Regions from separate parts of the Homo sapiens genome. Here region 2 is linked to region 1. The links are chromatin contacts, found by Hi-C or POLR2A ChIA-PET in ENCODE. All regions are on one chromosome and are shown on one strand. Each heading gives the region's core, a stretch centred on a gene start or an enhancer-like site at or near the end of the contact. The rest is flanking DNA. Distances are from core to core; before and after follow the strand shown. Region 1 overlaps SEPTIN9 (septin 9). Region 2 has its middle 19 kb from the start of MIR6516.

Region 1 (7,177 bases), core at 3,368-5,867:
GGGAGGCAGGTTTTCCCTTGTCCCTTCTGCCCAGAGACCTTGGGGATGAGTTGAGTGAGACCCTTCCGGCTTCTGACTGGCTGTGTTTCTGTTGCCATCCCCCACTCCTTTTAAGTGGAGGTTTATGACTTCCTTCTTTATTTAAAAGGGTCATTTAGTGACTTAGCAGATCCCAGTCTGTGTTACCCAGGGCCCTTTTAAAAATCTGTGGGGAGGCTGGGCTTGGTGGCTCACACCTCTAATCCCAGCACTTTGGGAGGCTGAGGCGGGTGGATCACCTGAAGTCAGGAGTTCGAGACCAGCCTGGCCAACATGGAGAAACCCTACCTCTAGTAAAAATACAAAAAATTGGCTGGGTGTGGTGGCACGTGCCTGTAATCCCAGTTACTCGGGAGGCTGAGGCAGGAGAATCACTCAAATCCAGGAGGCGGAGGTTGCAGTGAGCCGAGATCACACCACTGCACTCCAGCCTGGACGACAGAGTGAGACTCTGTCTCAAAAAAATAAAAATAAATAAATAAAAATAAAAATCCATGGGGGGACCTCTGTGTCCATTGGCTGGTGTGAGGAGAGGGTGAGGAGCTGCAGAGAAGGTACCAGGCTGAGGACCGCCCCCACCCTTGGGCTACAGAATTGAAGGAGGGGACACATGAAAGATGTTCCTAGACTCGGGCTGGAGGCTGGGGACATCCGAGGGCAAGGACGACGCTGTCCCTGCTCTTGTTTGCAGAGGAGTGCACAGGGCTCACCAGCTTCTTGTTGCTGTTTAAGTGATAGCTTTATGGAGATAGAATTCACATACTGTGACGTTGACCTTTTTAAAATCTACAGTTCAATGGTTTTGCTGTATTCACAAAGTGATTGTATTAGGGTCATCCAGAGAAACAGAACCAATAGAAGGTGTGTACGTGTGTTTAGATAAAGAGATTTATTATTATGAGGAGTTGGCTCACCTCATTACAGAGGTTGGCAAGTGCCAAGATTGGCAGAGTAAATCAGCAGGCTGGAGACACGGGAGAGCCCATGTTGCGGCTCTGGTGTCCACCTGAAGGCCCAAGACCCAGGAGAGCCAATGGCGTCGTTCCAGTCCCGAGACCCAGGAAAAGCGCATGTGTCAGTTTGAGTCTGAAGCAGGAAAAATCTGATGTTCCAGGTTGAAGGCGGTTAAGCGGGAAGAATTCTCTCTCACTCAGGCCTTGTGTCCTCCTATTCAGACCTTCAGGCCTTTGTCACAAAATTACAAAGACCTGATCAGAACAAAATCTGAGAAAAAACCCTTTCCTTCTATCGGTTTTGGATTCATTGGCTGGGACCCTGGAAATTAGACTGACAGAGATTAACAGGAAACAAGCATAACAATTCAAGTAAGTTTTACTTGACACCGAGCCTTCATAAGGAAATGAAGACCCAGAGAAACCGTTAGCCTGAGCGGTTTTTGTTTTGTTTTGAGACAAAGTCTCACTCTGTCGCACGTCCAGGCTGGAGAGCAGTGGCCCGATCACGGCTCACTGCAGCCTTGACTTCCTGGGCTCAAGCTGGGGCCCAGCTGCCGGCCCCGGGAGCTGCTCTGAACCCACTCTTAAGTCCCAGCTCAGACTCCCAAGTAGCTGGGACTACAGGCATGTGCCACCCCGCCTGGCTAATTTTTTATTTTTTGTAGAGACAGGGTCCCACTATGTTGCCCGGGCTGGTCTCAAACTCCTGGGCTCGAGCAATCCTCCTGCCTTGGCCTCCCAAAGTGCTGGGGTTACAGGTGTGAGCCACTGTGCCCGGCCTAGGCCTGAACAGTTTTTATTTGTTTTGCTTGTTTTTTAAATTTGTTTGTTGCTTGTTTTGAGCAGTTTTTTTGTTTATTTCTTTTGCTTGTCTTTTGCCCAGGCTGGAGTGCAGTGGCATGATCTCTGCTCACTGCAACCTCTGTCTCCTGGGTTCAAGCCATTCTCATGCCTCAGCCTCCCAAGTAGCTGCGACTACAGGCGTGTGCCACCACACCCGGCTGATTTTTGTATTTTTAGTAGGGATGGGGTTTTACCATGTTGGCCAGGCTGTTCTTCAACTCCTGACCTCAAGTGATCTGGCCACCTTGGCCTTCCAAAGTGCTGGGATTGTAGGTGTGAGCTGCTGTGCCTAGCCTAGGCCTGAGCGTTTTTATGCTGGGTTTGATGAAGAGTGGAAAGTCGTGGGAAACTGTGACAGAGCAACAAAAGATGAGCTGAACAGTGAGCCCGTGGGGGTCTCGGCAAGACCTGTGTACTGGGGCCCCTCTCAGATCCTCTGTCTCTGGAGATGAGGCTGTTCCTTTCCGCTGGGTGTAGGGAGGGCACCTCTTACGTGAGGGGCTTATGATCTACTTCAGAGAAGGGGCAGGTCAGTGAGTTCTTCTTGGACCTGCCATTTCTTAAATTCCTTCAGCTGAAAATATTTACTATGCCAAGGCACTGTATCTTGGAGTGTGCGTTCCAAGCCCTGTTGCCTTCAACTGATCGGGTGAGGCCCACCCCCATCAGAGCACACAGTCTGCTTTACCCAGGCTCCTGATTGCACCCTTTTCCTGTTTGCCCCGAGAATACTCACCAGCAGTGCTTGTGGCTGCAGCGTTCACCCCAAGATAAATTTGCCGGGAAGTATCTTGCTTTTATTATTATTTTCACATCACTCTAGTATATCGACTTTGGAAACAAAAGACATCATTCTGTTTATAGCATTCCATTTTTAGTAGTGGTATTTCCTTTAAAAAAAAATGGTAATTCTCAGCTGGGTGTGGTGGCTCATGCCTGTAATCCTAGCACTTGGGAAAGCTGAGGCAGGCTGATCACCTGAGGCCAGGAGTTGGAGACCAGCCTGGCCAACATGGTGAAATCCCATCTCTACTAAAAATACAAAAATTAGCCAGGCGTGGTGGTAGGCACCTGTAATCCCAGCTACTTGGGAGGCCGAGGCCGGAGAATTGCTTGAACCCGGGAGGCAGAGGTTGCAGTGAGCCGAGATCGCGCCATTGCATTCCAGCCTGGACGACAGAGCAAGATTCCATCTCAAAAAATAAATAAATAAATAAAATTTAAAAAAAAATAGTAATTCTCGATCGCTGAAAATGTCAAATCCTAGAGAACACAGCATTCCTACAAGTGATGTTAACATTGTTCTTGATCAGTTGTTGGCTGAAGATTCATTTGATGAATCTGATTTTTCCAGAATAGACGACTCAGATGACTCTGTTGTTTTGCTTAGAAATAACTGCAGGAACAATTTAAAAAATTTTTTTTCTTTTTAATTTTTTTGTTTTTTGAGACGGACTCTCTCTGTTGCCCAGGCTGGAGTGCAGTGGCACGATCTCGGCTTACTGCAACCTCTGCCTCCTGGGTTCAAGTGATTCTCCAGTCTTAGCCTCCTGAGTTTAGCTGGGATTACAAGGTGCCTGCCACCACACGTGGCTAATTTTTTGTATTTTTAGTAGAGACGGTGTTTCACCAGGTTGACCAGGCTAGTCTCGAACCCCTGACCTCAAATAATTGGCCCATGTCGGCTTCCCAAAGCGCTGGGATTACAGGCGTGAGCCACCACGCCTGGCCAGTTTTTATATTTAATTTTCACACAGAGCATCCAGTCAGATTTGCTTCAGCCTCAAAGAGCGTGTTTATGTAAAATTAAGTGAGTGCTGGCAGTGAGCTGAACTTTCTAAAAGGTAAAAGGGTTAAATATTAAACTCATCCAAAAACACCTTCACAGACACACTCAGAATAATGTTTGACCGGTTACCTAGGTGCCCCATAGCCCAGTCCAGTTGACACAGAAATTTTTTTTTTTTTTTTTGAGACGGAGTCTCGCTCTGTCGCCCAGGCTGGAGTGCAGTGGCGCGATCTTGGCTCACTGCAAGCTTCGCCTCCCAGGTTCACGCCATTCTCCTGCCTCAGCCTCCCGAGTAGCTGGGACTACAGGTGCCCACCACCACACCCGGCTAATTTTTTTTTTTGTATTTTTAGTAGAGATGGGGTTTCACCGTGGTCTCAATCTCCTGACCTCGTGATCCACCCGCCTCAGCCTCCCAAAGTGCTGGGATTACAGGCATGAGCCACTGCGCCCGGCTGACACAGGAAATTAACCATCACAGTTACACAGCCATCGCCATTAATCCCAGCACATTTCATCATCCCCAAAAGAGACCCTGCCCCCATTAGCCAATCCCCATTCCCAACTCCGGGCTCTCAGCCCCTAGCCACCGCTCATCTGCCTTCGTCTCTATGAATTCACCTGTTCTAGATAGTTTGTATAAGTGGAATCGTACAGTATGTGGCCTTGGTGTCTGGCTCCTTTCACTTGGTAGAATATTTTCAAGGCTCATCCACATTGTAGCAGGTGCTGGTGCTTCATTCTTTTTCATGGCCGAATAATATTCCATCGTGGATAGACCACACTGTGTATCTCTTCATCTGCTGATGGACATTTGGGTTGTTTCTGCTTTTTGGCATAATTCTGTTGTGAAGAATTCTGCAGTGAGTGCTGGTCTACAGGTTTTTGTGTGAACATGTTTTCATTTCTCTTGGGTAATTGCAAGATCATGTGGTTTAGCCAACCAGCCTTTAAGCCATGTGTCTGCTGAGGGACCCAGGCCTGGTGGGGGTGCATTGCTGTGCTTGGCCAGCCAGGTGCTGCGAGTCCGTGTCGCAGCCATTTCTCTGTGCTGTGCTCTGAGGTTGTCTCGCCGGCACCGGGCACTGTGAGCCCCAGGAGGCCAAAGCCCCCTTTGTTTTATCTTGAGTCCAGGCCTCGCTCCATGAACTAGGATGAATGGACATTGAATCAACGCAGGGATGGGTGGGGCTGGGGTGGGGACGCAGAGTGACCCCGGGGGCCTGCAGCTGGGTCCTGGCTGCTGACTTCCAGTTTCCTTTGCCTGTTGGAGCCCAGAACAAGTCAGAAAGGGGAAATGCAAAGTTCGAGTGTCTTTTCTGTGGTAGACTGGCAGGCCTGGGTGGGTGAGCCACTTGCAGCTAGTTGCAGCGTGAGAGAGGAAGTGGGAGGGGAGGGAGAGGGTGAGTTTGGTGTAACTCACCCCTGGAAGGAGGCTGGGCTGAGGCTGGGGGAAGTGACTTTTATTTTTCTGAGAGGATTCTTCCCTGGGGCCAACTTCAAACCAAGGGAGACAAGACCTTCCTGGGGGAGGCTGGAAGTGCTGGGGCCCCCAGGTGGGCAGGTCTCCCAGGGCCAACGTCTTGGGGAAGCTATAAGTTACCATGTTTCTGGACTGTCACACACACACACACACACACACACACACACACACACACACACACACACACACGAGTAAACTGTAACACAAATGTGTGCCCATGAAAGTGCCCACTTTAAACCACCACACAGCCTGTAAAGCGAAGGCCCTGGCCCGCATCTGGGCACCCACTGCCCAGCCAGCCGGTAGGCAGTTTGCACTGTAGTCTGTTACCATCCCTCAGAGATGCAGCCGAGGAGCCCAGCTGGCTTGGAGGGCCCAGTGGGCGCAGCCTCAGGAAAGTGGTCAGGCCCGGGCCAGGCCCCTTCCCCCTCCCAGCCTTGGGAGAAATTACCATATGAATGTAGCTCCTTCCCGGAGTTCGGGCTGGAAGGGCCTGGGAGGGGACAGGCTCCCACCCCAGGAGCTTCCAGGTTCCGGCTGCTGCCTGTGTTAGCTGCGTGAGCGTGAGCGAGCCAGGGGTCACTACTGGGTGGAAGGAAGAAGCGGGCATTTCTTCCAGGAGGTCACCGTTGGAGTCCCACAGTAGGTCAACCCCAGGCCCTGGGTCCTCGGGAGGAGGAGAAAGAAGAGAAGCAGGAGGTGTGGAGGGTAGGCCAGGACCAGAAGGCACACAGGGTCGGGGCAGTGTGGGAGACCCTGGGGGCTCCCTCATTTAACCAGCTAACATCACAGCGTTCATAAGAACACGCTATTACTGCAGTTTTATTACTTTGCTCTGATTTCAGAAGGCACAACTGATGACTTTAGGGAACGGAGAATCTGAGGAAGGCCTCGCAGGAGAGGGTCAGATGCGATCGAGTAAATGTGAGCCGTCTGTAAACTGTAGAGTGCACGCACAGCACCGGTCAGCCCTGGGGTCAGTGTTCCCCTGGTGCTCAGCTCGGCCTCTGCACCTTTTAGTGCTCGGCTGGGCTCTGTGGGGGTCAGGGCTGGGTCTGGTACATTAGAGGACTTCTACCAAGCCCCTGGCAGTGTCTCAGTTACTAAATCCAGTTTGCCAGTTACTAAATCCGCTCTGCCGGTTCCCGAATCACTCTTCCGCTGGGGCCGGCCATGTCACGTCAGGCTTTTCATGCAGGACGGCAGATGGATAGACGCTGGGACCAAGTCATCCTTGGGCCGCGAGACGTCTGACCTTCTGCTGGTGTCTCAGAAGATGCTAGCTCTCCGTGGCATGTCTTCCACGCGGTGCTTGGGGACCAGTGGCCTCTAAGGGGCCCCCCTGCCTCAGCGTGGGGAGTGGCCTGGCCAAGGTCTCAGTGTCTGGTTGGAGCCAGGCATAGGCTCAGGTGTACTGGCTGGAGGCCTCCTGCCCATGGGCTCTGCCTGTCCTGTGTCCCTGGTCCTTACTGTGTCTTCTGTGTTCCTGGGAGAGACCCCAGGGGCCCTGAGCCCAGCACTGGGGTTGGGGAGTGGGCGGGGAAGAGGGTGGGGATTAGGGTCCCTGGCTGCAGAACAGCCAGGCCCCAAGTCCCCACTCCACTCCCCTCCCACCGGGCGCCTCATCCCACACTGACCATTTCCTGAAGAAAATTTCCTGAACCGGCCTCCCACCCCGGCTGTCCCAGGAAGCCCATCCATCCTTCCGCCTTAATGCTTTGTGGCTCCAGAAGGATGGTGGAAGCCGGAAATCATGAGTCTCATTCACAGGCGGCCACACACCGAAGCCGCGGAGACGCCGTGGGAAAGGACTCTGGCCAGCGCGGCCGGCACAGAGGGAGCGGTGTTACCGGGGTAGACGGGAACCGTGGCTGCCCCCATGCTGGTCTGGGAGAGACGAGGGGCCGGACGAAAGGACAGCAGACTGGCCATTCATTCATTTATTCATTCACTCATTCACAGCGTCTTACTGGGTGCTTCGGACGTGTAAGGTTTTGTGGGTAGTGAATGCGACAGACCCCAGACAGCAATCGGAGGGCCACGTGTGTAAGAACTGAGGGACCTAGG
Region 2 (7,177 bases), core at 2,665-5,164, 360 kb before region 1:
CAGGCGTGAGCCACTGCGCCCGGCCTTGTGTTTACTTTTTTTTTTTTTTGTCTCCCTTTGTGAACCCAGAAAATCTGAGACAGTTCTCTGTTAATTTAGAAAGTTTATGTTTTTGGCCTGGTGTGGTGGCTCACGCCTATAATCCTAGCACTTTGGGAGGCCGAGGAGGGTGGATCACGAGGTCAGGAGATCAAGACCATCCTGGCCAAGATGGTGAAACCCCCATCTCTACTAAAAATACAAAAATTAGCTGGGCCTGGTGGCAGGCACCTGGAATCCCAGCTACTCAGGAGGCTAAGGCAGGAGAATCGCTTGAACCCAGGGGGTGGAGGTTGCAGTGAGCCGAGATTGCGCCACTGCACTCTAGCCTGGGCAACAGAGTGAGACTCCATTTCAAAAAAAAAAAAAAAAAGAAAGTTTTTTTTTGTGTGTGTGTGTGTCAAGGTTGAGGACACGTACCTGTGACACAGCCTCAAGAGGTCCTGAGGACACATACCCAAGGTGGTCAGGGCACAGCTTGGTTTTATACATCTTAGGGAGACAGGAGACATCAATCAATATATGTTAAGAAGTACATTGGTTCGGTCTCTGGAAAGCCAGGATAACTTGAAGCAAAGGAAGGAAGACTCAGGAAGGGAGCTTCCAGGTCACAGATTGGTGAGACGCGGTTTCATTCTTTTGAGTTTCTGATGAGCCTTTCCAAAGAAGGCGATCGGATATGCATCCGTCTCAGTGAGCAGGGGGGCGACTTTGAATAGAAGGGGAGGCAGGTTGGCCCTAAGCAGTTTCCAGCTGGATTTTTCCTTAGTGATTTTGGGGGCCCAAGATATTTTCCTTTCACGCCTTCAACTGGAAAGTCCACTCCAGGGCCATGGTGACTGTCTTGTTTACCCCTATACCCAGACAGGGCTCAAGTGTGTGGTCAGTGTTCGTGAACAAGAAAGTGACTCTAGCCTGTGACATGCTCCTCGCTGACCACCCCCCCCCCCACCCCACGTAAAAAGAGTTCAAGGAGGTCCCATTTGCAAAGTACTGGGTACCTAGTAAGTCTGTAATATTATAAATTGTGCTTACCACCCTCTTTCCATGATATAGTCCCATTCCCCCATGTTTTAGAGAACATTCAGATTAACCTCCGAAAGATTAAATGATGGTAAGGATATAGTGCAGAGATGTGAACTCCTGTGTCAGGGAGGAAAAACTTTACCCTCATGTTCATGGTTGGAGGCCTGCAAATTAAACTGACCAAAGAAAGATTCACAGGAGAAAAGACTTTTAAACATTCATGTACACCAGAGTTCACAGAAAAATGTGACTCAAGGTTAAGTGGTTAGGATCTGGGGCTTGTATACCATCTTCATGAAGCAGGGGACTCTTAGGAAGGATGAATGGGCCCAGAGGAGCACAGGTGGGATTTATGTTAGTCTTGTGACAACAGCTGTTTAGGTGATTGCTTATCCTGGTGAGGGACTGGTGAGAGGAGACAATCTTCCCTAGTGCAAAACTCCCTAAAAAGCCCCAGGGAGGGGATTTGTGACAGTTGAATTATTTTGAGAGATTCTGTTTTTAAGCAGATAAGTAGAGTTCAGAGGAAAAAAAAAAAAAGGAAAAGTCAGTCTGGATATCAGTTCGTCTACCTAATTTTGCCACGAATCAAGGAAATCACCCTGTACTTTCCTTCTCCGTGGCCAGGGGACATTGAAATTATTTGGTTCTGGCAGGGCATGGTGGCTCTCGCCTGTAATCCCAGCACTTGGGGAAGCCGAGGTTGGCGGATGGCTTGAGCCCAGGAGTTGGAGACCAGCCTGAGCAGCATAGTGAGACTGTCTTCTACAAATAATTTCAAAATTATAGGAGGCCAGGTGTGGTGGCTCACACCTGTAATCCCAGCACTTTGGGAGGCTAAGGTGGGCGGATCACAAGGTCAGGAGTTTGAGACCAGCCTGGCCAATATGGTGAAACCCCGTCTCTACTAAAAATACAAAAATTAGCTGGACGTGGTGGCACGCACCTGAAGTCCCAGCTACTCGGGAGACTGAGGCAGGAGAATCGCTTGAACCCGGGAGGCGGAGGTTGCAGTGAGCCGAGATCGTGTCACTGCACTCCAGCCTGGGCAACAGAGTGAGACTTTATCTCAAAAAGATAAAACAACAAAAAAATTATGGGAGGCTGAGGCGGGTGGATCACCTGAGGTCAGGAGTTCGAGACCAGCCTGGCTAACATAGTGAAAGCCCATCTCTACCTGGGCAACACAGCGAGACTCCATCTCAAAAAATAAATAAATAAATAAATTAGCTGGGTGTGGTGGCCCGCACCTGTGGTCCCAGCTACTCAGGAGGCTGAAGTGAGAAAAATCACTTAAGCCCAGGAAGTTGAGGCTGCAGTGAGCCCTGGTGGCGCCACTGCACTCCAACCTAGGCAACAGAGTGAGACCCTTTCTCAAAAAAAATAAAAAAGAAAAATTATTTGGTTCTCAGGAGAGAAATAGGCTGCGTTCTCCTTCTCCAGCCCCGGGCTTTTCTTTGCTGTTCACCTTGCTGACTCCCCATGAATGCTTGTATCCGGCCACCAGGGTGGCATTTTGCAGAAAAGCAGTAATTTGCATATCACCTAAAAGAGTTCACACATCCCCCATGGGGTGTAATATACCATCAAGGATCACTTAAGTACTGGAGAGAAGCAGCTGATCAATGAAGAGCTTTAATGACTTGAGAGTCTGGGGCAGGGGAGAATCTAATTTATTCAGCCAACCACCGTGGACCCACAGGGGAAAGAACAAAGAGCCACAAACAAAAACTCACTTCCACTTCAGGACCACTTAGCCCACGCCAGGCTCCGGGCTCCGGGGTCCAGGCTCCAGGCACCAGGCTCTGGGTATTTAATCCTCAGAACAGTTTCTGAGACTGGCATCCTTATCTCCACTTTAAAGACAGGGATGGAGGCTCAGGGACGATCACTTGCCAAGGTCACACAGCTATTGAGCGCTGGGTAGGAACGAAAAGAAAGAGTCTCCTTCGTGTAGTTTCAAACTAATGAAAAATGGAAAAAAATTCAAAAGTATTTTCAGTAAACAAAAAATCTATTATATATTTCTATTCTATGTTATGCTAGTTAATGAAGACATAGATGAAAAGGAGAGAGGGGGAGAGAGATTGAGAAAGTCCAAGAAAACAGGAAAGAGAAATGAGATACAGGAGTCCGTAGACCAGGTCAGAAGATCCCCACCCACAACGGTGGATGGCAGAATAAACCGCAACCTCCTCACACACCGAGGGGCTTGGGGGATTCCCGGTGACGTAAAGGTGCCCTCCTTGACTTTCTTGCAACAACAGCAAAGGCTTCTCCACAGTGGCGTTCTAAAGGTTTCCCACGCGCTGACGGCTGAGTTGGTTTTCAAGCTTTACTTGGAGCTTGCTGACACTATCACAGATGCCTGAAAGTCCCTTTGAGAAAGGAGCCATGCTGGCTGGTTTTAGCCCACAGTCTCTGAACACAATTTGGTATTGACTTTTTATTTATTTATTTAAAAACAGAGACGGGGTCTCACTATGTTGCCCAGGCTGGTCTCAAACTCCTGGGCTCCAGCGATCCTCTCACCTCCGCCTCCCAAAGTGTTAAAATTACAGGTGTGAGCCACTGCTCCCAGCCAGTATAAATGTTTGTGTCAGTTTTCAGCCCCCTGTTCCATGCCCCCCCATACCATGCGCACGCACACACACACGGACTTAGATTCTCCCCATTTGAGCAGCTTTCCTCCAGCTGTTTGGGCGAGTGTGCAGTGCTGCCATATAAATGTGCTCAATAAAGCCCATGGTGATGACTCATCTCGGCACTATCTGAGCTCCACTTTCCCCATCCAGAGTCCCGAGTTTCTGCATTAAACGTGGTCGTCATAACCCAGTTCTGTCCGGCAGGAAGCCCTTGCTACAGACCTGGGTCCAGTGTGTCTCCTCTGGACAGTTGGGAGGTGGCAGCCCTATGGTTCGTGTGGGTTCTTCCCACAGGTAACTGAAACAGAGGGCCAGAGGGATGGGACCCCAGCATAGAATATGAATGTATAGGCCAGGTGTGGTGGCTCACGCCTGTAATCCCAGCACTTTGGGAGCAGAGGCGGGCAGATGGCTTGAGGTCAGGAGTTTGAGACCAGCTTGGGCAACATGGCGAAACCCTGTCTCTACTAAAAATACAAAAATATTAGCCAGTCATGGTGGTGCATGCCTGTAGTCTGGGCTACTCAGGAGGCTGAGGCAGGAGGATCGCTTGAACCTGGGAGGCGGAAGTTGCAGTGAGCCAAGATCATGCCACTGCATTCCAGTGTGGCCGACAGAGCCAGGCTCTGTCTCAAAAAAAAAGAAACAGCTGACATGTATATATACATTCATCTCTGTCTCCAAAAAAAAAAAAAAAAAAGAATGTATATGTCATCTGTTTCTTTTTTTTTTTTTGAGACAGAGTTTGGTTCTGTCACCCAGGCTGAACTGCAGTGGCTTGATCTCAGCTCACTGCAACCTCTGCCTCCCGGTTTCAAGCGAGTCTTCTGGCTCAGCCTCCCAAGTAGCTGGGATTACAGGTGCCAGCCACCACACCAGCTAATTTTTGTATTTTTAGTAGAGATGGGGTTTCACCATGTTGGTCAGGCTGGACTCAAACTTCTGACCTCAGGTGATCATCCTGCCTTGGCCTCCCAAAGTGCTGGGATTACAGGCGTGAGCCACCGCACCCAGCCTGGGGTTTGGCTTTATAGACTAAGGGCTGAAGAAAGCAGAAACAGAACAAAAAGCATATTGGTCATTTCAAAGTTAAATTCTTTGTAAGGCAGGAAGAGATACAGGACAATACAAAGACAACAAGAAAAAGATAACCAGTCACAGTTACATCTCTTTTTTCTTATAGAGATGATATCTTGCTATGTTGCCCAGGCTGGTCTCAAACTCCCAGCCTCACGTGATCCTCCTGCCTGGGCCTCCCAAAGTGCTGGGATCATAGGCGTGGGTCACAGAGCCCACCAAGTTACTGTTTGTTGTAAGGGTTAAAACAGAGGGAACTTCATTAGCATGCTGACTTGAGACTGAAACTGGCCTCCTTGGGAAATTAGGCTGCTATTTCTCTCGCCTGATTTCTTGGGAAGTCAGATAACAACTCAGTGTTGGTTTGCTGAGCACGGGTGACTCCATTTTGATTTTTGTCTGGTCTTTTGGGGCCTAGTGCAGGAGTTTAGTCCAAAACAAGGGCCTCCTATGATTTTTGTTTAACACTCTGAAAGAGAACGAACTGAAACTAACTGTTCAAAGGTATATTTTCTCTTTGCTTTCTGTAGCTTTTATTGTTTAATGCTCAGCCTTGGAAGGATATGCCGTTCCATATGTTCTAAAAGGAACAAAACAGTCTACCAGTACTTAGCATCTACTCATTTCCAGCCACTAGAGTCCCCAGCCTCACCACAGTTTAGCAGACTGTTAGCTGTTACATTAACTAAATGCGTAAAATGCTGATATCCTAATATGCCTCTTTTTTTGAAAATAGCATCATAATTCATCATAATTTGTAGGCTCGCAAACATTTTCTTGGAATCCACTGGACTCCCCCATGCTTTTTAATTCCGTACTTTCTGTGCAAGCAACACAATAGTTGGAACTGACTTCAGGCCAACTGCTTCCTTTTAACTTTTGTCATGTTACCCAGAATAGAGGCATGGAGTTGTTTACCCGGTTTTCATTGAGGAACATTCTTTGTCTTCCAAGGAATACATAAGAAGCCTTCCTGTCTCAGAACACCAAGCTCTGAAAGGTGACTTTTCTGCTCGAGTAATTACACTGGTTGACTGAGCTCCGGAAAGGAAACGCATTCTTGGTTGCAGAGAGAGGAAGTGGCTTGCATTGTTGGACAAAAAGAAAAATGATTGTTTCCTAGGGTCACTGTCCTCAGCCTCCCTTTAGAGAGCCTGGATCTTGCAGCCATCAGTTATGGAAGTGGCTCTGGGAATAACTTTGCCCTGGGTGATGATTGTTGATGAAAAGAGTCGAAGTGTATAAAATATTTGAAGAGATTTATTCTGAGCCAAATATGAGTGACCATGGCCAGAGACACAGCCCTCAGGAGGTCCTGAGAACATTTGCCCATGGTGGTCAGGACGCAGCTTGGTTTAAACATTTTAGAGAGGTATGAGACATCAATCAAATACATTTAAGAAATACATTGGGGCTGGCTGGGCGCGGTGGCTCATGCCTATAATCCCAGCACTTTGGGAGGCTGAGGTGGGTGGATCATGAGGTCAGGAGATTGAGACCATCCTGGCTAACAGGGTGAAACCCCATCTCTACTAAAAAAAAATACAAAAAATTAACTGGGCGTGTTGGCAGGCACCTGTAGTCCCAGCTACTCGGGAGGCTGAGGCAGGAGAATGGTGTGAACCCGGGAGTTTGCAGTGAGCCAAGATTGTGCCACTGCACTCCAGCTTGGGCGACAGAGTGAGACTCTGTCTCAAAAAAAAAAAAAAAAAAAAAAGAAATACATTGGGGCTGGGCACAGTGGCTCACTCCTGTAATCCCAGCACTTTGGGAGGCCGAGGCAGGAGGATCACTTGAGGTCAAGAATTTGAGACCAGCCTTGCCAACATGGTGAAACCTCATCTCTGCAAAAATACAAAAATTAGCCGGGTATGGTGGCAGGCACCCGTAATCCCAGCTACTCGGGAAGCTGAGGCAGAAGGATCGCTTGAACCCAGGAGGCAGAGGTTGGAGTGAGCCGAGGTTGTGCCATTGCACTGGGTGACAGAGCGAGACTCTGTCTCAAAAAGAAAAAAAAAAAAAAAAAATACATGTGTGTGGTCCAGAAAGGCGGGACAACTCAAAGCCGGGGGTGGGATTCCGGGCTATACGTGAATTTAAAGATTTTTTGGTTGACAATTTTTTGGCTGAGTTTGTCTAAAGACGTGGGATTGATAGAAAGGGAATGTTGAGGTTAAGATAAAAGATTGTGGAGACCAAAGTTCTTTTGAAGTGTTTTTTTTTTTTTTGAGACAGAGTCTCGCTTTGTCGCCCAGGTTGGAGTGCAGTGGGGCAAAAGCCACAGACACTCAAGGCCAGCCAGTGCAAGCAGCCGGCAGCCGGGAGGGGGGCTGAACCCCAAAAAGCCACAGGGATGGAGCTGCCCAAGGCCATGGGAGCCCACCTCTTGC

Evidence for each region. Hi-C counts contacts between places; a loop is a spot of excess contacts on that map. ChIA-PET counts read pairs that join two places held with the same protein, here RNA polymerase II (POLR2A). Pooled maps may share reads with other maps.
Region 2: a pooled map shows a loop between it and region 1 (4-fold over the local background). The contact joins two enhancer-like sites. A Hi-C loop is called at or near these places in 2 of 37 single-sample maps with no recorded cell type and 2 of 50 pooled maps. POLR2A ChIA-PET finds 5 or more read pairs at or near these places in 2 of 52 experiments (GM12878 and activated naive CD8-positive, alpha-beta T cell).

Annotation. Positions count from the first base shown.
Region 1 is chr17:77,460,809-77,467,985 of GRCh38, forward strand. All of the region lies in intron 3 of SEPTIN9 (septin 9), which reads left to right. LOC105371903 (a long non-coding RNA gene) reads right to left here and starts at 84. Exons shown (of 3, transcript XR_934990.3): 1 at 39-84. RefSeq lists enhancers at 1-326, 739-858, 4,457-4,516, 5,117-5,246, 5,198-5,949 and 3 more. Within about 2 kb of position 4,618, at least 26 of the 41 ENCODE cell types and tissues checked have a DNase peak (open chromatin) inside an H3K27ac peak, as active enhancers do; they include GM12878, where a contact is called at or near this core.
Region 2 is chr17:77,104,396-77,111,572 of GRCh38, forward strand. It overlaps a transcript of SEC14L1 not described here. Among named protein-coding and RNA genes, the nearest start is that of MIR6516, 19 kb to the left of the region's middle. RefSeq lists enhancers at 2,257-2,306, 2,369-3,033, 3,147-3,476. Within about 2 kb of position 3,915, at least 5 of the 41 ENCODE cell types and tissues checked have a DNase peak (open chromatin) inside an H3K27ac peak, as active enhancers do; they include GM12878, where a contact is called at or near this core.